Regions from separate parts of the Mus musculus genome. Here all the other regions are linked to region 2. A link is a loop called in an ENCODE intact Hi-C map of the cell type or tissue named here. Cell type or tissue: heart. All regions are shown on one strand.

The links. A loop is a pair of places that touch in the nucleus more often than their neighbours do. Peaks named below come from ENCODE experiments on the same cell type or tissue, not always from the same donor. Only the 100,000 strongest peaks of a DNase experiment are listed, where the experiment ranks them.
Region 1: it touches region 2 in a loop (5-fold over the local background); 14 of 42 quality-filtered maps call a loop at or near these places.
Region 3: it touches region 2 in a loop (7-fold over the local background); 18 of 42 quality-filtered maps call a loop at or near these places.

The regions. Positions count from the first base shown.
Region 1 is chr11:98,914,620-98,922,619 of GRCm38, reverse strand. It overlaps Cdc6 (cell division cycle 6), which reads right to left. Exons shown (of 12, transcript NM_001025779.2): 8 at 7,432-7,532; 9 at 5,602-5,666; 10 at 3,215-3,417; 11 at 1,807-1,947; 12 at 1-1,504. The coding sequence ends at 1,415. Among named protein-coding and RNA genes, the nearest start is that of Cdc6, 11 kb to the right of the region's middle. In heart, CTCF peaks have their summits at 149 (motif pointing left), 701, 4,145 and 6,049 (motif pointing left); DNase peaks (open chromatin) are centred at 109, 3,409, 4,169, 4,809 and 1 weaker place; H3K27ac peaks cover 361 bases.
Region 2 is chr11:99,146,852-99,154,851 of GRCm38, reverse strand. Ccr7 (chemokine (C-C motif) receptor 7) reads left to right here. Exons shown (of 3, transcript NM_007719.2): 2 at 5,768-5,817. Among named protein-coding and RNA genes, the nearest start is that of Ccr7, 4.2 kb to the left of the region's middle. In heart, no CTCF peak of the experiment used is centred here; DNase peaks (open chromatin) are centred at 4,771, 5,611 and 7,421; H3K4me3 peaks cover 2,300 bases; H3K27ac peaks cover 4,265 bases; H3K27me3 peaks cover 1,484 bases.
Region 3 is chr11:98,971,602-98,979,601 of GRCm38, reverse strand. It overlaps Rara (retinoic acid receptor, alpha), which reads right to left. Exons shown (of 9, transcript NM_009024.2): 7 at 7,816-8,000; 8 at 6,932-7,090; 9 at 4,660-6,182. The coding sequence ends at 5,965. Among named protein-coding and RNA genes, the nearest start is that of Gjd3, 7.4 kb to the left of the region's middle. In heart, CTCF peaks have their summits at 4,071 (motif pointing left), 5,781 (motif pointing right) and 7,191 (motif pointing right); DNase peaks (open chromatin) are centred at 4,081, 5,841, 7,171, 7,791 and 4 weaker places; H3K27ac peaks cover 1,277 bases; H3K27me3 peaks cover 619 bases.

The DNA.
Region 1 (8,000 bases), 230 kb after region 2:
GACAGTTCATCCCAGGCATGGTTTGCTCCCAAGCACTTAGCCAGGTACGAATGCATCAGCAACCTCCCAAACAAGTCGGACTCAGGCACCTTCCTGCCCCTTCCCTCAAAACCACCCTTGCCCGGGCCACACTTTCAAAGCGGCGTTGTAATGGTGCCCTCTGGTGTCCCTGTCACAAACTGCCACTTGATGCCAGGAAGATGAACTTCTCTAGGGAGCCTAGAAAGAGGGGCTCAGATGAAAATTCATCCGGAGCTGCATCCTATTGAAACAATGGCTCTGTCTGAGGGAAGCTAACCCTGAGGCAAAGTGTGAGAGAGTATTTCCACTTGCTAGTTATTTTTAATTTTGTTGTTGTTGTTTCTGGAGTCTCTGTAGACCAGACTGTCCTGGAACATGTCTGAAACACAGGGACCCGCCTGCCTCTATCTATCACCTGCGGGCTGGGATTTAAGGGTGTGTACTACCAAGGCCCGATGAGAAGGTATTTTCTTATTAACCTCTGAAAACCTAAGCTACCATGGAGTGTGGCTGCTTAAAAAGACGAACACAAACCCATAAAATGGCTTGAAGGGTAGGCGCTGGTCGCCAGCCAAGTTTGATGGCCCGAGCTCAGTCCTAGCGGTCCACACCGTAGAAGGCAAACAGCGACTCCTGCTGCTTGACTCGGATATGAACACCTATGTGCCCGAAAACCCAGAGACAACAAATGCAGCCCAGACAAACGAAACTTGAAAATAAATATATTCACAATCTGTAGTTATTCTCCTCGTCACCCCCATACTGGTGGGGAGCACGGGAGATTCTTCATCAGTCCTTAAAAAGTCCAGGGCAGCAACACCTGTCACATGAATGAGGCATCCTCTGAACACAATGCCCTTCCACGGAGGCTCGTAAATTTTCCTGGATCATTCCATTTCATCCTTCTAAACTTCAAAGTTCTTTACAAAATATATCCTTTGTAGACAGAGGTAATACATACACACACTCTCCAACACAAGTCCGTATATACTCGTAGGCACTGTGTTTAGGAATGTGAAAGGGGAAAAGTACTGAACATTGCTTTAAAAAGGGCCACTGTTTTTATTCTTACAGAGTCTCATGTAGTCCAGGCCAGCTCAAGCTCACTATGTAGCAAAGGATGGCCTTTAACTCTTGACTCTATTTCCCAAGTGCTGGGATCACAGGCATAAAAGTCACCACACCCAGCTACTCGGTCATTTTTATGGGTAAAACCAGTAAGAACCAAAGATATCAGCCAGCGCTAACACTCATGAATCCATACACTAAAATTTACTGGTGCGGAGTAAAAAAGGCCGTAACTGTTTCCAAACGACCTTACTAAAATGAAGATTCTGGGGGCTCTCAAATGCCAGTGGGAGGGACACCTGCAAGTGCCATGAGTAAGAGCCATTCAGGGCAGACCAGCAGCGAGGATGTTCCCGGTGAAAGCTTTGCCGTTCAGGACATGCTCTATTTCCTTTTCTTCAATCTTCAGAGACACCTGGAAAGAGAAGAGGTCTTTCTGTGATGACGAACATCGGCGCTCACGCATGCACACACTTGCAGGCGCACACGCTGTTACACCCCCCTATCATATTCCATTCTCCTCAAATGGACAGGTTAACTGCTGCCATCCTCAATGGCCCGAATCACATCACTCCGTTGTCCTCACATCCTAAGCCCTAGCTGGCAGAAAAGCAAACTGTTCACTAGTCACTTCTAATCGTTACTTTGGCAGAGGACACGCTCGCCAAGACAGGACAATTAAAAGCAGGGACACGCACAAAAAGCCATTACTTGTACCTTGGTGAGGCGGCTCTCCTTATTTTTCTTTAATCCCACAAGGCCCCTGGACTCCAGGAGTCCTGAAAGGGACAAACACTCAGACTGGTCTACGGCCGTCACCTGCTGTTTGCGACAGATGCTACTGTAGGCTTCATATAACTGGGAGGAAATGAGGGAGAACAAGTGTCACTTACAAGCCACATCTCATAACCTTACAGATGAAAAACAAAAAGAAAGAAGCCCAGAAACTGTGTCTTAAGTTATCTGAATATCTCCCCTCCCACTTTTACTGACCCCTCGAATTGGCAACAGACCTTCCGAACCCCCAATACTTTATGTGATTCTTCTTTAAAAAAAAAAAAAAAAGCTAGAGTGGTGGCATATGCCTTTAATCCTAGCACTTGGGAGGCAGAGGCAGATTTGAGTTCGAGGCCAGCCTGGTCTACAAAGTGAGTTCCAGGACAGCCAGAGCTACACAGAGAAACTCTTGTCTCCAAAAACCAAAACCAAAAAAATTTATTATATGTGAGAACACTGTAGCTGTCTCCAGATGCACCAGAAGAGGGCATCAGATCTCATTACGGGTGGTTGTGAGCCACCATGTGGTTGCTGGGATTTGAACTCAGGACCTTCAGAAGAGCAGTCAATGCTCTTAACTGCTGAGCCAGATTTATTTTATTTTGTGTTTTGCTGCCATGCATTTATGTATGTGTACCATGCTCATGCCTAGATGCCCACGGAGAACAGAAGAGTTGTTGGATCCCCTGGCACTAAAGGTACAGATCCAGATGTTTGTGAGCCACCATGTGGGTGTTGGGGATGGAACCTGGGTCTTCCGCACAAGCAGTTGTTAGTGACTGCCCAGTTTTCTTACTCTAAGGTAGAACTTAGGAACGGGACTTTACGTAAGTTTGGGGAGGGGTTGGGGGAGGACCATAGATGCAAAGACAAAGGTGGGTTCTACACAGCCCTGGCTGGCAATCACCCTGGCTCTGCCTCCTAGCTACCAGGATTACAAGTATGGTACCGCTCTATCTGGTTCATGGCTAACTCAGTTTTTAAATTTTCGGGTAGGGGGCTAAGGGTGGTGAGACAGGATCTTTCTGTATAGCCCTGCCTGGCTCTCCTGGAACTCACTAGGATTAGACTGGCCCAGAGTTCAGAGATCCACCTGCCTCTGCCTCCCAGAGTTTTGTTATTAAAGGCGTGAGCCACCACCGCCTGGCCTCAACTCATGTTTCTGAGACAATGTCTCACGACGGTGTAGCCTTGGCTGGCCTAGAATTCCCTACATAGACCAAGCTCTGGGTCAAATGTAGCAAAAGCTCCACTCGGCCCTGCCTCCTACTCATCGTTAATTCCCAGGGCCTTTTGGAAAGTAGCTTTGGCAAAGCCTCAGCCCCACCTGCTGAGACGCGAAGCTTACCTTCCCCAGGGTGACCTCTTTGATTTTCAGCCGCCGGGTCAAAAGCAGCAAAGAGCAAACCAGGATCTTCTGCTGGAGAGGAAGGGAATCCTGTGTGTTTTCTTGGCTCAAAGTCACCCTGTTCCCATCAACTTCCGAAATGACTTGGGATATGTGAGCAAGACCAACGCGCTTGGGGACCGGCGACTCGCTGGGTGATTTACCTGCAAAGTAAGCAAACTTTGTCCAATTCAGTTCCTTTCCTTCCCTCCTTCCCTTTGTGTAGCTGTCCTCAAAATCTGTCCTCTGCTTCCTGAGTGCTAGCACCACCACCATCTGGCACTTTACTCCATTTCGAAGATAATCGCCTGTGTATGTGCGGAGACACATGATGCAGGTTTTAGCTAAAGGAAACCCCCAGACCCACGTAACGGCACAGCAGAGTTCTGTTTCTGGGGCGGAAGGTGAGGGAAAAGGCAGTTCCAGAAAGCAGGCTTGCCTTTTCTCTAGGAAATAACGACCCAGTCATCTTGTCCTTTCGGATGTAGTTTCGTGTTGAGAAGATAACGAATCTACCCTCCTGAATAAGCAAGAACCCAGACAGATGCCAGCAAGCCTGGCTAACGGCCTCAGAGGTTGGCCGGGGAGTGAAGTCGGGCGCCATAGCACTTGCCTTGCTCAAGGACCCTCAGTTAATCCTCAGCCTAAGACTCTGAAGCAAAGACGACTGCCTGATCGTTACGAAAGGAAAAGGAACAGTTGGAAAAATTATCTAATATTTTAATTAGATATGAGTCAGATGGGCGGGTAAGCGTGGCCAGGAAAAGTCAGTCCCACCTCAGGCCCCGCCCCCAGACGGCTTTCCCAAATGACCTCTGAGGTTCAGTCACAGTGTCCAAACTATTTGGCAAGAAACTTGAGAAAATGCCACGGGCTAGCCTAGCATGTAGTACCTACCCTCCCCAGAGCCGGAAGCTGAGCACAGCGGTGAGCACACAGAGGCCCATGGCCCCACTGTTTGGAGAAGCACTGCTGTGAGAGACAGGGCTTGCTCTCTAACAACCCATGCCTGCAGTTACTTCCTGAGGCCATCTGCACTTGCCCCACACCAATCTGCTTCGATTGCTTTACCACAAGCAGGAAGCTGCAGAAGGCTAATAGAGAAACCAGAGCTCCCAAACGGAGGAGCACAAGTCCCACAATGAAGGGAACTTGGAAGTCTCTCCTTACTCCCCACACAATGGCAAAGCCCCCTCTAAAACAATCCCAGCACGACACCTACCCCATTTTCCTGTTTCATGGTTTAAGAGTCCCCTGTGCTGGCCCTGAACTTGTAGTGACCATGCTGAGTGCTGGAATCACTGGTATGGCCCACCATCCTGGACGTCTCGCCAACTTTTTGTTGCCTATCTTCAGTGCTGGGGAACCTTTATTTCTGTGCATTAGAACATTCCTTGTATTTAGTTGAAGTCACCGTCTGTATAGCTTACTATACAGCAAGGCCACTGAAACCAGTCCTAAATGCGTATCAGAAGTCAAAAGAGGGGATCAGGTTACTTCTGTAATCTAGACCTGGGAGCTCTTTCAGCAGCGTGTGCCAGTGCTGATCCCAGGGCCGCTGACAAGCCTGTGTGTCGTTGCTAAGGGACGGGAGCCTGTAAGGACGGGATAACCTGAGGAGCCAGAGAGAGCAGTCTCAGTCTACAGATCGGGCTGCACTGCCCACTCACTGTCCCAGCACTAATGCTGGTTACTTTTTGAAACCCTTTAAACTGTCTCTTCTAGTAAATTCGGATGAAAAAGAGGAAGTTTCTATCTTGAACTCCCAACTAGAAGGAAGGAACAAGTCAGATCCCCTTGTTTCTAAAGATTAACACTGGACACGGAACACTGGTAAGTATACAGGCCACAGCCGGATGACATCTGCCAGTGAAGCAAAGGGAGAGCAGCGTTGTCCGTGACAGCCATGGGGTCTTTGTGCTCTGCTTTGCAGACTGCCCCGAGACGAACTCCTGATCTGATGCTTGCTCATAGCATCTTTTTTCCTTTCTCCCTTCTACGTACCAGGCATTACCTTCTCCTACAGATGGACCTAAAGGGCACCCAACAGGCCCAGAGAGAAGGCGGCTCAACCTTGCAACCTCCTTTTCGTTCCCAGAGCCTTGGAAAAAACCTTACTCCTCGAGCCCCTGCATTTATGAACACCCCTGGGGACTCACAGCCAGTACCACACAGCCTGACACTGACAGGCAAGACTGAAATGACCTACATCTAGCACACCCTGCTCCCTCTTGTACCTGCTGTGTGAAGGCAGATTTAACTGTGTCTGCCTATCTTTCCCTCTCCTCATCAAGTCAATTCAAGGTCTCTGTTTAGAAAGGCCGACAGCAAAAGGGTAAGCTACTCACATTCGGAGAGTGGTTTGAGGACTGTCTGGCTCCTGACATCCGACTCCACAATTTCTATAGCTCGCCTAAAAACAAACAAACAAAATTTTTTTTTCCTAAAATTAATTTAGTATGGCCCAAACCAAATACCACACCAAGCCACCAAACCCCAAACCAGAAACATTAACATTAAAGAAAAAAAAAAAATTAAGGTTGGGCTGGAGAGATGGCTCAGCGGTTAAGAGCACTGACTGCTCTTCCGAAGGTCCTGAGTTCAATTCCCAGCAACCGCATGGTGGCTCACAACCATCTGTAATGGGATCCAATGCCCTCCTCTGGTGTGTCTGGAAACAGCTACAGTGTGCTCATATAAATAAAAAGAAAAAAAATTAAGGTCCCTTACAAATTTGGTGCCACAAAAGGCAAGCTCTCAACCACCTGTAACTTCAGTTCCAGGGGATTTGATGCCCTCTTCTGGCCATCACAGGTACCGCATAAACATACTATACAGACACAGTCACAGTATACATGCACACAGCTAAAACAAAACAAAACAAAACAAAAGTAAATAAATCTTAAGGGGTGGGTTGGAGAGATGGCTCAGTGGTTAAGAGCACTGACTGCTCTTCCGAAGGTCCTGAGTTCAAATCCCAGCAACCACATGGTGGCTCACAACCATCCATAATGAAATCTGATGTCCTCTTCTGGAGTGTCTGAGGACAGCCACAGTGTACTTACATATAATAATAAATAAGTCTTTTTTTAAAAAAGAAAAAAGGTCTTAAGAGGCCAGTTTACATAGTAAGTTCCAGACCAGTAAGTTACCTGGGAGACCCTGCCTGAAAATCAACTGGGTTATGTTGTAGCCTAAGGGAGACTGACCTGCCTTTAAAATAAAAATGCTGGGAATTTCGGAACTACTACTACCCTTCTTGCTTTTACAGATGTCAAGTAGGCTGTCATACACTGAGCCAGTAACATTCTAGATGAGGAAAAATGCCCCGGGTAGACGGGATAGGCAGTGTGGAGGCTGGACAGCATTCCCACACAGCAGACCCCAAAGAGGAGTTCTCAGATATAGGACACATGTTGGCTAATCTTGCTGGCCTGCATGGCCATTACTCATAGCTGTCGTCTTTACTCAAGGAGTTTGCTGACTGGGGTGAACTTTCTGTCTAGATCATGCCATCTAGCAACAGGGAGAGCTTCCTCTCCCACTGTTCTTTCTAAAGTGCTTTGCCCACAGGAGGCCATGGGCAGACCTGGATCTTCTGTAAGGCAATAGGGGGAAGTGGGACCAGCGGGCCAGCACAGCAAGGATCATTTTAATGGACCCAGTGCCCCTACCGGGAGGAAAAACTTTCATCAGTCAGCACAGAGGCTTTCCCCAGCAGGAGGGGCTGGGGGACAGAGGAGAGAAAGAGGTCTAGGGTAGGACTTGCGGGACCACCAACTGGAAGGAGGAAGGGGTGCCCACAAAAGCAGAGGAAAAAGAAAGTCTGAAGGCAAAGATGGTTCAGGTCCATAAATAAACCTGCTTGAGACCAGCGAATGGAAAAGCAAACTGGAGTCTTTTTTAATACAAATGTAATTAACCAATCTATAATCACCACGGGGAGTGCCGGCAACATCTCATTTATTTCTCCCTCCGTAGGTAATGGACTGATAATGTCTCAGACATTAACATGGTGGAGACCCAGCGCTCCCCACTGAGAAACAAGTCCTCTTTTCTGAGCATGGATGGAAAGAGGCAGTGTGGAGCCTCTTAAGTCACATTCATCTGAGCGACACCAGGTCACCGACAATGTTTCCTCTTTTTTAATAAAAACAGTCAACAGTGCTATAACTCACCTGCAAACATCCAGCGCTTTACGGATGTCTCCTGAAACAGCAGACACTTTGCGGGCACAGAACTGGATCGCAGCACTGTCCAGAACCTGGTCTTTTGACACCTTCAGACAAGACCCAGAAGACAAATTTGAGTCAGGCTTAGTCAACACTGGCCCGAAATCCTAACTAGTAGGAGACTACAGCAGGAGGATCTAAAGTCAAGTTAACACAGTGAGACTGACTCAAATAAATATATAGTAAATAGAAATGCAAAATAAACAGAGCTCAGTATACAACACTTACTATTATTAGCCTGAGTACTGGTAATAAATAGAATAAAAAGTTTTGCTGGGCAGTGGTGGTGCACGCTTTTAATCCCAGCACTTGGAGGCAGAGGCAGGCAGATTTCTGAGTTTGAGGCCAGCCTGGTCTACAGAGTGAGTTCCAGGACAGCCAGGGCTACACAGAGAAACCCTGTCCCGAAAAACAAAACAACAAAAAAAAGTTTCTCTTAGCAAATTAGATTCTAACCATATATAAGTATTTTCATAGACTAAGTAATTTTGGGAGTGGGAATGTATGCTCACAGC
Region 2 (8,000 bases):
GGTGGCTGCTTTCAGAGAATGCCATCCCGTTGGATGAGGCATTGGAGAGAGGATGTACCTGCTCTTTCAGACCCAGGGGAAGGAACAGCTGTGGATGCCAAGACAGACACAGGCATAAAGTTGGGTCCTCTCAAGCAGCAGGCAATGAACAGCCTGGTAGACTGACCTTGATGCCTGGATAGAACACGTTCTCAGCTGGTAGGGATGGGTGATGTTCTCTGGCACCTCTGGGGACTAAGAAAATTCTCTTTAGAGAGTTCAGGACACCCTGCTCCCACTCTGGGTCCCTCCTTTCTGTCCTGTTAAACCAGGATTTGAATCTCCTTGCTCACGAGAAGAGTGAAACTGATGGAAACTGTGCTGTGCATAGTGCAATACAAATACTAGCTGCCACCTCTGCCTCTTGTTGTCTCTGCCTGTCATCTGTCTGTCTGTCTCTGTCTGTCTTCCTCCCTCCCTTCCTCCCTCCTACACATCCCAGGTTTTGTGCCTCTTGCAGGTTAAAGGGTGAATGACTAACATAAAATTGAGTGGCCCAGGGGGCACTCCACGTAGAGAAACTGTAGCCAGCACAGCACAGCCCCTAAAACAAAGCCCACACACCACAGCCCTCTCTATAACAAGCTATTCTACCAGGCAAGCCTCAGTGTCTACTATAGCAAAGTGCCAAGGGGAGTCCAGCTCCAGACACCCCAGTTACACATCTTAAATCTCGGCTGCAGAGTCAGACTCGGCTGGGGCTGGAGGGGCCAAGTTCCTAGAGTTCCGCTCACCAGCCTCAAAGCCACAAGGGGTTGACTTTAAAAAGTGAAGGTTCCCTGGTGCTGTCCTCACACCCCCTCCAAGCCACACCACAGCCAGCAGCATCTTTATCTGTCTCTCCTGCCCAGCGTGCATTGCACCCTAGATCTAGATCCAGCTGTGGAAGGTATATAGTGGGGTCCACCTCTGCTGGCTATGAACTCATGGGAAGCAGGATTTTGTTCTTACACCTCTGCCTCTCAGATGTTTTGGGTGTAAGTAAAAAGTGTTGATGGGAGGGAGGGAGAGAGGGATGGAGGAATGGATGGATGGATGGATGGATGGATGGATGGATGGATGGATGGATGTGTGGATGGATGGATGGATAGAATCAGCCTCTCTAAGTATATTTTAGAAAGCAAATATCTATTCCAGCTTCTCCTCCCACCTGCCTGCTTTCTAAGCCTACACCTCAGGTATCTACCTCCACCAGCCATAGTCTCAGAGAACCCACACCATCCACCAAAGATCTTCTCCACCTTCCTAAAATGTGGCTCCCAGAATAGGGAAAGGTTCTAAATTTACAGCATTTGCCAATTTCCATGGTGTAAATTTTACCATCCCAATTGACCTTAGTCGGTCCCATTAAAGGTCTAAATGTTTTGACACAAAAAGGAGACAGACACCTGCCTTCCTTGGCACTTGGGACACTATAGAGTCTCTCCTGAACTAGGTTTGGGGATGCTAAATGCATGGCTTTGATACAGGGGGTGGGGCAAACTCTGGTCCTGGAAGAAGAGATAGTCTTGCTTTTTTACTCAACTTAAGAAGCACCCTAATAGCTAACTCTGAAATGCTGGTGTGAGGGGAAACTGCTTAAGAAGTTTTGCTCAAAACAGGCTCCGGCGCCGTTGGAAGGGCGGGTGGGCCACAAACTATCTGTTTTTCACTCTTTGTCTACCTAGTAGGGACAGGAGGTGGGTGAGAAGGCCTAGGTTTCTGTTATACAAAATGAGAAACTACAAACCAGGGCTGAGCTGGCCTCTTTCATGATTTGAATGAGCAGCCCTGATATACCCTTCCTAACTTCAAGACATGGGACCACAGATCTCAGCACAACATCTCAAAATCAGAGAAGGGGAGGGGGTGACAAATGAACCCATAAGAGACTTGTGTCTCACAGCTCAGCTGTAGATGGCAGTAGAAGAGAATTCAGGGTCATTCTCTTGTGGCCCTCCAGAAACCTGGCTGTGGAGAACACTGGAGCCCAGAGTAGCTAGGAAAAAACGCTCCTCTGTGTGGTATTGTCTTCCAGTCATGTGTCACTCATTGAGAACTTCTTGAATACAGAGTCTGGTGGGGAACGTAACATGTATGTCAACACGCAACACCAACAGTGAGAGACACAGCACTCCTGAGGGGGCATAAGGACAAGATTCAAAAGCAAAAAGCAAGGCTGTGAACACGTGTCCAGAAAGCATGGCAATTGTATTTTGAAGGGTGTGTAGAAGTTGTCAAACCTAATAAAGAAGGGCCAGGTTGTAGCCAGATCTTCAGACTCTACAGCCTTAAGCCAACAAAGTAAATGAGGCATCCGAGTGTCAGGAACGTGACTGGCACACAAGCCTGAGGAACCTGAGCTTGTAGCCTCAGAGTTTAAAAGCTGGCTGTAGCAAGGTACACACGTAATACCTAAGCCTGCTTAGGGAGGCAGGAATAATAAGACTTGCTGGCCAACCAGTCTTCAGAATTGGCAAACTCCAGGTTCCATGAGAGACACTGATGTCAGCCTCTGACCTCTGTATGTGTGCACACCCATACATATATGAGCACACACCTTGAGCTCATAGTCAGTCAGCTCTGGTGAAGGCAATAGAGCAACAAGGAAGGGGGAATGGTGTCAGCTGATGGGAGTCAGGGAAATAGATGTGCCAAGAAACAAGCTAGACTGGGGTGGCCCTTACAGCGCTGTGTGACAGCACCAGGGAATCCATACACCACCCTAAAAAGAATGGGGGCCAGCAAAGGTCCCCCACCCTTTTCCAAATAGATGGGCAGATAGATGAAATGTGTGTTTTGGAAGGAGTAGGGGACAACAGATCCTTGTATCAGGACAGGGGAGGGACCAACATCAAAAGATGTGGAAGATCGAGATGTGGAAGCAACAGACACGAGTGGCCAGAAGCAGTAGAGAGAGCAAGAGTGGCCTTGATCTGTGGAGGACCCTCCACACCCAAGGCTCATCAGTAATGTCACATGACTCAGCCATTAGAACCCAGGCTAGATGTTCCCCTTTCCCATCTCTGATCTATTGTTTAATAGCTATGTGAATCCAGAGGAACGACATAACATCTCTGGGCCTGTTTCCTAGAATACAAAAGGAACTTACAAGATGTTATGAGGGGGGAGAGATGTAGGGAGAGGAGCTAGGAGTGAGGTGGCCATGGCCAGGGGCTGGGTGTCCTTAGGGAAGCCTTGTGCTGACAGTTCTTCCGTTGGGGCTGATTGTCACGTGGGGTCTCACAGGGTATCCATTGAGGACGGGGATGGCAGCGCCTGTCTCACGTGGACAGCGCACTTCACTGAAAGCTCAGTGGGTGCCAATTGCATCACTGAGTGACAGCGTTGGTGCCCTAATAACAAGATCCCACCAGCTCTCACATCCCTGCCTCCCATCTGCGGGCTGGGTCCCTGCTTCAGCCTCTGCCCTTTCTCATGTCCCCTACAAGCGGCTGAGAAGGTCCAGAGAGAAAATCATCACCTGAGGTGTCTCTCGGGCCAGATGATAAGCAGCCATGGTTTCCTGGGCAGCCTGGAGGGACTGGGGGAATGTACAGATGGGAGCTTTAGGACCTGAGCAGGAGGCGACTGGCTTCCCAGGCTGGGAGCTGGGGGCGGGGGAGGGAATTGAGTGTCAGGCTGAGGCAGGGCAGGGCAGGGGAGTTGGGATGGTGTCGGGCTAGAGTGCTAGGGAGTTTTCCTTTCACCTTAATCATTCTGCAAACCCAAGAACTCAGGAAACACCGAACACCTCAATCAACAGCTCCCCCACACTGGCATTCCCAACTGCCCGTAGCTCAAGAGCAGTTGCTTTCTGACTATTGAGTCATCTGACTCACCAACACTGACCAGGTCCCTCTGTCACCACACGTTCAAATTCCCCCAAATTCTCCTGTTAACTGCCTTGAACATGGCCTGTCCTGGATCTACAGGACCCCGACTCACCCACCCAACCCCCACCCCCAACCTCATATCCAGTATCCCTGGAATGAGACATCAATTTTGTTCACACACCCCAGAGCCCCTCCGGGTTTGTGGCTACAAAAGAACCGGGACAGAACCCAGAGTAAAACAGAAACAGTTCTTGTTCCTTAGGGGTTTCTCCACGTCCCTGACAGTCAGATTGGGCTTTCTCTACAGTAACCGAAAGCCGTTGATGGGTTGAAAGAAACCTCGAACGCTGAACCCCGAAATGAGTCAGGGAAGGGCGGGCTGTGCATCAGACCCTGAAAATCCTATAGTTGAGAATGGGCATGTGACCTCAAGCTCGTGGGGTGGGGGTGGGGTGCCAGGGGTAATTCAGTTGGGGGGGGGAATGTGTGAGAGAGATGAGCTGTGAAGCCACGTGGTGATGTTCCCCTTCCTGTCTCCAAACGTTCTAGTACAAGCTGATGATAAGGGGACAGTGGCTGTCTGTCCCCAGAAAAAGATGGAGCTGGTGAGGCATGGGCCCCACGCTAAGCCTAAGCGTCTCTCTATCTCTACAGCTAGGATTTCGACTTATGGTTAGGGATTTAGGAGGGAGGCAAGATAGGAATAGAGGGCAGAGTTAGCTTCAGTAAGACGTGCTTACATAGCATGGAGGAGAATGTAGAGGGGAAAAACGTTTGTCCGGGTCACCCTGATGCCCTTCCTGCCTGTACTGAGTGACCAAGCGTAGCCTCCTCAGCCTGGAGTACATGTCAGGTACCCTGGGTGTCATGTAGCCTAGTCTCCAGCAGGTGGTGCTATGGCCAAGGACAAACAACATCTGCGTTTGAACTGTTTCCCTGGCCTCAAGAGGTCCCCCAGACTCAGATTGGGGAGCAAAGTCCTACTCTGGACTGCAAGACCCATAGGGTCTGACTCTTCCTGTAGATCTGAAGAACTGGGATTCAAGGGCTGGAGAGGGGTGCCAATAGCAAAGAAGGCGGATCAAGGGTCCCCAGGGGTGAGACGGGAGTATGTGGGGTAGAGGTCTGGGGTGGGGGGCATAAGATGTCTGCAAAAATTACTTTTCCAGTTGTCCTCTTGCTTAGCTGTCAGGAGAAAATACAGCCCAGGCTGGCTCAAGGCTCAGCTCTGAGCAGAATGAGGAGTGGTCGCTGTCATATGCAAGCCTGTTCTAACCAGTGGTCTCTGTCTGCAGAGTATTCGAAAACACGTTGAGGGAGAGAGAACAGATTCCCATTTCCTTAGCCCTTAGAACATCTGTGAGGCTTCACATGTGGCTGTCTGTGCCCTTGACCATCAAGGAATGCTCCCAGGCCGGTGGATCTTGCCACCAAGGAAGTGTTGAACATGTGTGCATACATCCCGACTACCACAGGGCTGTGCATCATGTGGAATGGGAAGTTGGGGGGGGGGGAGTCAGGACCCTGTGCGGAACCAGCAGTCTGGAGGAGTTATTGGGGTACAGTGGATACTGCAAACCAGCAGCAGCCTAGACTGGCCAGGGCAGGGGAGGGGGGAGGGGAATGGGAGGGGGATGGGAGGGGGATGGGAGGGGGTGGAGCCAGCTGTTCTACTTCTTTCCCAGACCTGGGAGTAGAAGCGGAAGGGAGGGAGGTGAAGACAGGGATGCTGGGCAGCAGGCCAGGTGTTCAAACACACAATCTGGTTCTGATGTTCTCTTTCAGCAAGCCCGAGGTGCCTGGAGCCTGGGATAAAAGTTCCCAATGGTGCCCCTGCCCCACCCCCGAATGTCTCCTTAATCACCGAGCAATTTTTACCGGGGCGGTAACATCATCTCCTTTGTCTCCTCTAGGGAAACCCAGGAAAAACGTGCTGGTGGTGGCTCTCCTTGTCATTTTCCAGGTGAGGCTTCCTGCCAGGGCAAGAGCTCTCTTCCCTCCTCCACACCCCCTCCCCAGCCAGGAGTGCTGGAACACAAACAGACCGCTGCAAGGAACGAAAGGTCTAGACACAAACCCACCTGCCGTTCACGGCCCCTTGCCCCCCCCCGCCTCCCCCCACGAAGGGGGCAGGCATTCTCTGGACTTCCATTGTCCCCCTTTAAAATAAAGCCCAGGGAGACGTAACCTACCCCCACCCTCGTTCTTCCCAGCTCCCACCTCCTCACTCAGGAGACAGAAACAGTGTCTGAGATCTCTTAGACTTGTGCAACACAGGGCTTAGAGTGGGCCTGGTTTTGCACATAGGTGCACACATCATCTGTGAACTGAGAAAAGGACCCTCGGTCGGGCGCTCTGGTTACTCCCCAGTCACCCAGAGTTGCTTCCTCTTGCCTTTCAGTCCAAGGGTCTCCTTGTAATCTCATTCTGTTTTCCTTCATAAAATAGAAAGACCTTGGCTTGGCTTGCCTGTGGGGAGCAGGAGGGAGAATGAGTGGAGCCCGGGACCCGGGTGGAGAGGACGGTGAAGGGAACACATAGTGGGTCTGAATTCTGCAGAGCCAAGAGCCCACTCCGTTCTCTATCCCAGCAATGGAGGCAGAACGTGTGTCTCCCCAACCACCAGAGTCAGGAGAAACTCTGAGAGTCAAGTTTCCTCAATTGGGGTAGGACTCTCTCAAGGTGGGGAATGGCCACGGCCAGCCTGGAGAAGCAATGCTTCAGGATTTGACTTTCTCCCAGGTCCGGAGGCCAGAGGGGGAGCTTTCCAGGAGCTCAGGCCAGGCACAGGCCCCAGGCTGGGCACTGTTCCCCAAACCCCTCTCAGAGGCCCCCTGGAGCTTGGGTTGCAGCCCCTTAGCCTGGCCCTTTCCCCATCACCACTCCCGCCCCTCCTGTACTGCTGGCTGGAAGGCCAGAGAAGGGTAAAGACATCTGTGGCTGGTTTTTGTCTTTCACTTGGGAGGAAGGGGGGGGGGGGTTCAGACAAGGCCGGATGTGGTGGGGCTGTGGGCTGCAGAGGCGGCAAGCTTGGGGGAAGGGGTGTTGAACAGGAGGGAGAAGAGAAGACTGGGAGGGAGGTGGTGTGGGAGCACACTTCATAGAAGCTGGGAGTTCTGACCTCCAAAGGGTCTAGAAGCCCTTTAAGCCTCTGGGGCCGCAGACCTAAGGCCACAGACCCATTCGTGAAGAGCCAAGCGCAGCTAACCTCTCCCAGGGCCCCCAGGCTGCAGTCAAACCTGGACCAGGGAAACAAGGTTGCTATGGACTCTTCTTCTCAAGTTAGCCATGCCCCAAGAAAGGGCTCCTGAACACCACTTTGTCCTTATCCTGTCGGTAGGCTCACAATGGTGGTGCGATCTGTGGATCACCACTGAATGACTGAAAATCTCCTACCCAGAGGAGGAACCCTAAACTTTCCAAAGTGGGCCTTCAAACCACCCCACCCCCTCCCATCTGTGGTGGTCCATCCATCACACACAGGCAGACGGCAGGCACCCCCTCCATTGATAAAAATCACAGCAGCTGCTGAACCGTCCCCCACACGCACCCTGCAGCCCTGCTAAAGGGCTAAAAAAAGCCCAGAACAGCTGAGCCCTGCTGATTGGGATCTGCCGGAAGAGAGGCAAAGAGGTGTGGGAAGAGGGTGGGAACACAGAGGGAGAGTGGGGGAAGAGAGCCGCTTCCTTCCAGGGGCACAAGCCGCCATAGGAAGGCAGTCACATTTACCCAAGCACTACCCCACAGGCCCTACGGTACATTTGTCTACGCGCTGAGTGTAGTGGGTACCAGGGAGCTGTGAAAATCCCCATGTCTCTTATCAGCAGTCCCTCGACTGAAGTTTATTCCTACAAAGGAGCTTTGATCTTCTCTTCCTGCTTCGGACCTTCCTCAACCTTGAACCTAACATAGGGGGTTGTTTTTTTGTTTTTTCCCTCGAAAGCTGAGGCATTTTGTAGCCCCCACCCCAAAAAGAAAACTCTCCTGGGACCCAAAAGAGGCTCCAGAAGAAAGACACACTTTCCCCCCACATCACAGGGTCCCAAACCCCACAACGGTCCAGCACAGGAGTTGCGATTTGCCTCTATCTCCCAGACACAGAGAAGATGTGCGATTTCCAGCTCAGGGCTCAGCAGACCCCAAAGC
Region 3 (8,000 bases), 180 kb after region 2:
AAGCCGTTTCCAAGAAAAGCATTCAGGTATTCAGGTAGCCAGTGCCAAACCTCGAGGTGGAGGTGTGCCAAAGCCAACAGAGAGACTAGTGTGGCTGGAGTTGATCGAACATGGATGGATGTGGTAAGGAGTGGCCAGCAACTTAGAAACAGTCCATCAGATCTTTTTTTTTTTTTTTTTTTTTTGGTTTTTCGAGACAGGGTTTCTCTGTGCAGCCCTGGCTGTCCTGGAACTCACTCTGTAGACCAGGCTGGCCTCAAACTCAGAAATCCGCCTGCCTCTGCCTCCCAAGTGTGGTCCACTCCCTTACTGGCGCACCTCCACCTGGTGGGACCACCTCTGCCAGCTGTTGTCCAAGCATCTGCAGCTTGTTTTCTGTAAGACACCAGTCACCTACACCTCTCTCATCAGCATCTCCTGTGTCTGGTGTTCTCCGCCCCTGCAGCAGCTGCCCAGGATCGTCTGTTGCCTAGAGCTGCCCACAGCCTCTGCTCCTGCCCTAGATAGCGCCTTTTGAACTTAGCCTTGCCAGCATAAATCTCCCTTCAGGGCTGAATGCTGCTTCTGTCACCCTTGTCCCAGCCTCTGCAGCCGCACCTTCTCCATAGTCACTCACAACCAGATGTGAGCTGCTGACAAATTCTGATCACAACAAGCCACCTAATTATCCCCACACCCCACACAGTTAGTGTCCCGAAGGAAGGGGACTCATCTGGCATAGATTCCCGAGTCTCCATAGGGAAACGCTTCTGACTTGGTCCATTACTGATCTTCCGAGTCCCTCTGTCCTCTGTTTGCGGAAGGAAGATGAGTTTTGGCACGACAAGAGCTCAGCTAGGGGTGTGTCTGCCTCCAGGCGACATTCCCATAGCCTCCGAGGAGGCATTATGGGAATCCAAAGTGTAGAGGCTGCAGGCGGAGTGCAGTTTGGTGGAGTGCTTGCTGAGAGGGAAACCATGGGCTCGATCCCCAGGCACGGGGAGGTGGAGGCAGGAGGATCAGAAATGCTGGGTTATATCCTTGATTATATAGTGAATCCAGGGCCATCCTGGGATACCCGAGACCCTGTCCAAAAAACAGAGGGTTGAGTAGGCTGGAGTGAACTACGTGTGGCGGCATACAACTGTAATCTCAGATTCTAAGAGGCTGAGGCAGGAGAATCTCAAAATTCCAGGCTTGCTCGAGCTACAGAGCAAGACCAACAGAGATGAAGAATGTTGTTAATCATTGTGAGCACCCAGGATAAACTCTCACAGGACAGGAAAAAAAAAATACTAACAATAAATTTTTTAAAAAATCCCACTCAAAATGTCACCACTAGACCTGGGTTACATAAAAAGACAGACAATGTCTTAAAAAATAAAACAGGTCAGGTGTGAGCGTGCTCCCTTTTAATCCCAGAACTTGGGAGGCACAGCGAGAGGAGCTCTGTGAGGAGCACCAAACGTAGCATCTAAACAAGTCAGGACTCCATCGCAAAACCCTGTCTCAAAAACAGAAAAATCTGGAGAAACTGCTTCACAGCAACGAACTGTGGAACAGGAAAGACAGCTCAGGCCCAGCAAGTCACCACAGGGAAGACACTCCGCCAAGAGGGGCCTCACCAACACACGGGCCTCTTTTAGGTTGTTGTCAAAATGTCCTGTTAGCATTTTGTGGAAAGGGACAATGAACCTCAAGATAGCTCGCCAAAGCTTATCTGTAAAGTTCCAGAGGCTGGAGGGATGGTGTAGCCTGTGGTAAAGCGATTGGCCTGAGGGCAGGAGAACCGAGATCAGATCTTTAGCATCCACCTAAAAACAATGGGCCCATTGATGCAAATGCAGGGGTATAGAGGCAGTGGAGTCCTGTGGCTTGCTGGCCAGCCCGTCCAGGTCCAGCCACGTTTGTGAACTCCAGGCTCAGTGAGAGACCCTGCCTAAAAGATACTGTAGGCTCAGGTCAAGCCAGCCACAGTGAATGGGAAAGGGGGTCACCAAGCCCCACCCCAACTGCGGAGCTACTGGCAGTTGCTAGCTCCTCGGAGAGGGAGTGAGTTTTCTTCAGGGATGATCTAGCAGGTGGCCCTATACCTATGGGTGCATAGGCAGCACCAAGTAGACTCAGTGGGTTTTTAAATAGGGCACATGAGGCTGGAGAGATGGGTCAGTAGTTAAGAACATGAGTTGTTCTTCCAAAGGACCAAGGTTCAAATCCCAGCACCCACATAGCAGTTCACAACTGTTCCAGGGGTTCTGATACCCTCACACAGACGTACATGGAGGCAGAATACTAATGGAAATAAAATATAAAAAAATTAAAAGGGCACATGAAGTTGTTGGGGGCACTGGCGAGGGGGCAGAAGTGGGGGAGTGGGGATGGAGGTGTATTTGATCAAATTCAGTATATGCAAGTATAAAATCTCAAAAAATAGGTAGCTGAAGAATTTCAAATATACACAAAATCATCACACAAACTTTCAAAAAAAATTTTTTTAAAGATTTATTTCACGTATTTGAGTACTGTGACACTGTCTTCAGACACACCAGAAGAGGGCGTCAGATCTCATTACAGATGGTTGTGAGCCACCATGTGGTTGTTGGGATTGAACTCACGACCTCTGGAAGAGCAGTCAGGGCTCTTAACCGCTGAACCATCGCTCCAGCCCCTCAAAGTATTTTACTACATATCTGTGTGCACACGTGTATGTGTGTCCACAGTATGAATATGGAGGTCAGAGAACAGCTTGTGGAAGTTGGTTTTCTGCTCACACGGGTCCTGGGGATCAGCCTCAGGGTGTCAGGTTTGCTGGCAAGCTCCTTTCCTGCTCTGCCATGTCACCCAGGCCTCACACAACTTAGTGTCCTATTGGACGTTTGTTCACACAGTCAAGAGCCACTTGGAGGGCCCAGAGAGATGGCTGAGCAGTTTAGAAGGCATACTGTTCTCCCAGAGGGCTTGAGCTCAGTTCCCAGCACCCCATGTCAGGTGATTCCATCTCCAGGGAACCCACCATCCTCTTAGAGTCTGTGGGTATCTATCTGCAAGCACACAGAAACATGAATTGTACAAAGTTGTCAGTTCACCTATTTTGTGTATGAAACAATGTTTCCCCCTTTTTGTCTCTGGACCTTAGATAGGTCAGTTTGTACCTCCACCCTCTCTTTAGTTTCCCTATTTCTTGTTTGTTCTGTGCTGGGGACAGACCTCAGGACCTGCATATGCTGAACAAGTACTCACTTGCTTGAACCACTGCTAACCCAGAACCCTTCCTCAGTTGAGTTTCTTTTCTCCTCCTGTCTCTCTCTCTCAACAGGGTATCTCTGTGTGTAACCCTGGCTGTCCTGGAACTCAATCTATATACCAGACTGGCCTCAAACTCAGAGATCTGCCTGCCTCAGCCTCCCTCTTCTGGAGTGCCTGAAGAGAGTGGCAGTGTGCTCACATACATCAAATAAAGAAATGAATTAAAAAAAAGATTTATTTATTATATGTAAGTACACTGTAGCTGTCTTCAGACACCCAGAAGAGGGTGTCAGATCTTATTATGGATGGTTGTGAGCCATCTCTCCAGCCTTAAAGTATTTATTAATGTAGTGAAATCCCCTACTCTTTGTTCTTGCTTTATAATGCTATGTGATAGCAAATACCCTGGTTTTTCCTTTTTTAGGGCAAGATTTTACTATGTAGTCCAGGAACTTGCTGTGTTATACACCAGACTGGCCTTGAACTTGTAGTAGTCCTATTGCCTATGCCTCCTCAAGCACATACTGGTTCTTGTAAGGCCATGTACATTTATTTCAGCTAAATAACCACGTTTGAAAATTACTAGTGGGGGCTGGAGAGATGGCTCAGCGGTTAAGTATACTGACTGTTCTTCCAGAGGTCCTGAGTTCAATTCCCAGCACCCACATGGTGGCTTACAACCATCTGTAATGGGATCTGAGGGACAGTATATCACATACATAAAATAAATAAATAAATCTTAAAAAAAAAAAAGAAAAAGAAAATTACTAGTGAAGTATCTTCCCAATGCTCCCGAGACAGTGAGTTAAGTGAGCAGCTGCTGCCACCTAGTGGCTGACATAGACATGGCTAGAGCCTCTAGGGAAAGAACCGGTTGGCTCAGCTTCCCTGCCAAGGACAGAGGGACTCCAAGCACCTTGGGGTATGTGATGCATCTGGTGTCTCAGAAGTGTTTCCCCAAGGAAGAACCCCAGGTTGAGCAGGGACCCTGAGTGCTCAACTTGCCACTGTGTGTCACCCTGGGCAAGGAAGGACATTGGTTTCCCTGGGCTGAGATATGACAGTAAGGAACTGATAGTGGCAGGATTGTGAACATCAAGTGTAGCCACTGGTCTGTCACTGGGTAACTTCAAGGCCAGGGGCTCTGAGGCCAAGGACTGGCTTCCTCTCTCAGATTGTGGGGAGGGGCTTTCCTCCTCCTCCTGCTCAGCTCTCCTTTCCCAGAATCCCCCGCTGTAGGTGAGACTCTCCCTGCCCCCGGTTTGAGGCCACTGCCAGATTGGGTCTATCTCAGCTCTCAGGGTCTCTGGCCAAGTCTTTGGCACTTAGTGCTTGTGCCAAGCCACTGTGACCCAGAGCCTGTAGAAAGTTCCCATCTTGAGTCCCCTGCCCAGACAGGGAGAGGAGAGGGTGGAGGCAGAGAGGCAAGAGGCATTATAGAATAAATAGAACTTTATTCTTTCTCCAGTAGATCTCAGTGGAAACCCAGCAGGAACAGGTGCGCCAGTGGGCTCCAGGGTGAGACCCCACCCAGGCAGGAGGGCAAGGTAGAGCCTGCTCCCCCAGCCCAGGGGTGTAGGGGAGGGGACCCCCTGGAGTCCCGTCCTGCGGGGCAAGGAGGGGGCCAAGAGGGGTTGGGGGTAGGCTGGGGGAATTGGAGGAACTCAGGCCGTGTGTGTGTGTGTGTGTGTGTGTGTGTGTGTGTGTGTGTGTGTGTGTGTGTGTGTTGAAGGGCCCCATGGGGTGCTGGTGGCTATGAGGCTGGGGGCTGGGGTAACTTGGACCCCTTAGCCGGCCCCTTCACAGTGGGGCTGGGGCTTGGATGAAGTGAGCTCTGACGGGCAGTGAGGAGGAACAGTCTATCCCAGGGGCCCTAGCTTCACCCTTACCCTGATTATTGGTGGGTAGGGGGACAAGCCAAAAGCCAGGATCCTCTCCTCCCAGGGATAGCTGCCCAAGATGCCCACACCCAGTGGCTGGGCAGAGGGGGGAGGGGAAGCTGCTTTCCTGCACGGGACAGGGAAGGTGGCCTTGGAAAGTTAGTATTTCACAGTATTAGAGAAAACTGAGGAGCAAAGACTGGGATGTGGGAGCATCTGCTGGGACATCAAAGGAGAGGGGATCCCTTCCGAGCCCTGCCCGTCCCCGGGACCCACCCCCTTCAGCTCGAGATCCAGCTCCCCCAATACACAGCACAAATTCCTTCAGTATAAATGTGCTTAAAATGAAAATTCTTATTAAAAAAAACCAAAAAACAAAAAAACAAAAACAAAAAAATTAAAATAAAAACAAAACCAACGAGAATTAATATCTGGGGATTGGTACGCAGGATATGTACAGGGAGTCTCCCCCACCCTGGGCACCCTCTGTCACCATCCAAAGCGGGGGTCGGGGGGAAGTCCCCATCTGGGGAGCGATGGCTTGAGTTCCGAGGACAGGGAGCCAGGTCCCGGCGTTTGCTGGTGATGAAGACGTGGCAAGGTGGGTGAGGGCTCAGGCCCAGGTCCTCATGTGGCTCAACGCCTGGCCCGATGCCAGCCCAGGCTGCCGGAAGAGGGCAGTCCATCTTGGGTCCAGGCCTCTGTCCACAGAGTCACTGCCTTCTCCTTCCTGTCCCCCCTGGAAGGTACCCAGTTCTGTCTGAGAGGACAAGCGGGCCCGGGGCCGACAGGTCACACGGCCAGCAGGAAGGCAGAGAAAGCCAGGGCAGGGGTGAGGGCTGTCCGTGTGTCGAGGTGGTCATGGGGATTGGGTGGCTGGGCTGCTTCTGTGGGAGCTGGGACTGAGGCTGGGGCTACAGCTACCCGGAGGGGGGGCCAGGCCACCCCCATCTCGTGTTCCGCCCCCCGACTGTCCGCTTAGAGTGTCCAAGCCCTCAGAGTTCTCCAGCATTTCCTGGATCAGCGGTGGCATGGAGCCTGGGATCTCCATCTTCAATGTGATCACCCGTTCAGCTCCTGTGGGGAAGGAGGTGGGGGTCAGAGACCTGGCCCAGAAGGGAGGGTCACAGGGTAAGGGGATCACTGCCACCCACCTGGGCATCTACCACGCACTGCACCTGCACCTGGGGCTTGTGCCCGCATCACAGGCCTGCTCTCCTGAGCCCATGGTGTGGTGACTGGGTGAAGCATTCTAAATTCAGGCTTGGCTTATCTAGATTTGGCCCCTATGCCTCATGTTTAATCCAGCAGGTGCTTCCAAACACCATCGCCATCCCTCCACTGCCCTCCCACCCCCCAGGAAAATGAGGCTCAGAGCTGGCAAATGCAGTTTTCACAGACCACACCCACATGACCTATTACGGAGGCCTGTCTTAAAGTACCACGGAGAAGTGACAGCTAGAGAGTCCCAGCCTAGACAGATGGGGACATGCCAGGTTCAGACGAGGAAGACACCATGTAGATGCCAAGACGTGAGGTGCCAGCTTGACTGTGGGCAGTGGTCCTAAGCCAGTCCTGGGTGGGCCTTCCTCTAGGTCAATGGTTCTCGGCCTTCCTAATGGCGCAACCCTTTAATACAGTTCCTCATGTTGTGGTGACCCCCCAACCATAAAATTATTCTGTTGCTACTTCAAATCTGTAATTGGGCTGTTATGAACTGTCAGGTAAACACCTGACACGAGGCTCACTGTGAGAGTCATGTGACCCCAGAGGGGTTTCGACCCCTTATGTTGGAAACCACTCCTGGTGGTGAAGATGACACTCACCCTTGGCGCTGATGCTCCGAAGGTCTGTGATCTTCATCAGCATCTTGGGGAACATGTGGGGTCGGCTGGGCCTCCGTTTCCGGACGTAGACTTTCAGTGCTTCCAGCAGCGGCTCTTGCAGCATGTCCACCTTGTCTGGCTGCTCCAGGTCCTGTCGGTCTGAGCACAAAACTGTCCCTGAGCAGGAGCCCCACCCCACCCCTAGCCAACTCCACCAACCGAGAATACACACAGCTGCTTTCCCAGATCTGGCCACTTGGGGGCGGGTCTGCCCAAGTCACAGAGGGCAGAAGGCTGCTCCCATATACCTGGCCACAGGGTAGGCCAGGAAGGGTCTCTGGGCTGGTAGGCAAGAAGAGAAGCTTTCTACTCTAAAAAAAAGAGTGGGGTGTGGGCTTCTCAAAGCTCAGCAGCTATGGTGGTGGAGATGGACACCCCTGGCCCAACACGGGTAGCGCTCCTCATAGAAAGCAGGGACGTCCCAGCAGGTCACCATCATTACTACAGCAGTGTGACATGGAATAAAATAATAATTAACATTAACTGTTAACTGGGTCTTATTCTTTTTGTTTGTTTTTGTTTTTCGAGACAGGGTTTCTCTGTATAGCTCTGGCTGTCCTGGAACTCACTCTGTAGACCAGGCTGGCCTCAAACTCAGAAATCCACCTGCCTCTGCCTCCCGAGTGCTGGGATTAAAGGCGTGCGCCACCACGTCCGGCCTGGGTCTTATTCTTGACCCAGGTCTCAGATGAAGATCACAGACCTTCGGAGCTTATTCTAGACTGGTGCTTGCTGCCTGAGACCCTGGTCTTGTGTGCCCAGAGTCCGGACCTGCCCCTCCAGGCCTCCACATGCCTCCTGAGAGCCACCAGCGCCTCACCCACCTCCACAGATGAGGCAGATGGCACTGAGCAGTCCAGTCTCAGCATCGTCCATCTCCAGGGGCAGCAGCTGGTTGGCGAAGGCAAAGACCAAGTCGGTGAGGGGGCCAAAGCCAGCGTTGTGCATCTGAGTCCGGTTCAGGGTCAGTCCATCTGAGAAGGTCATTGTGTCTTGCTCAGGCGTGTAC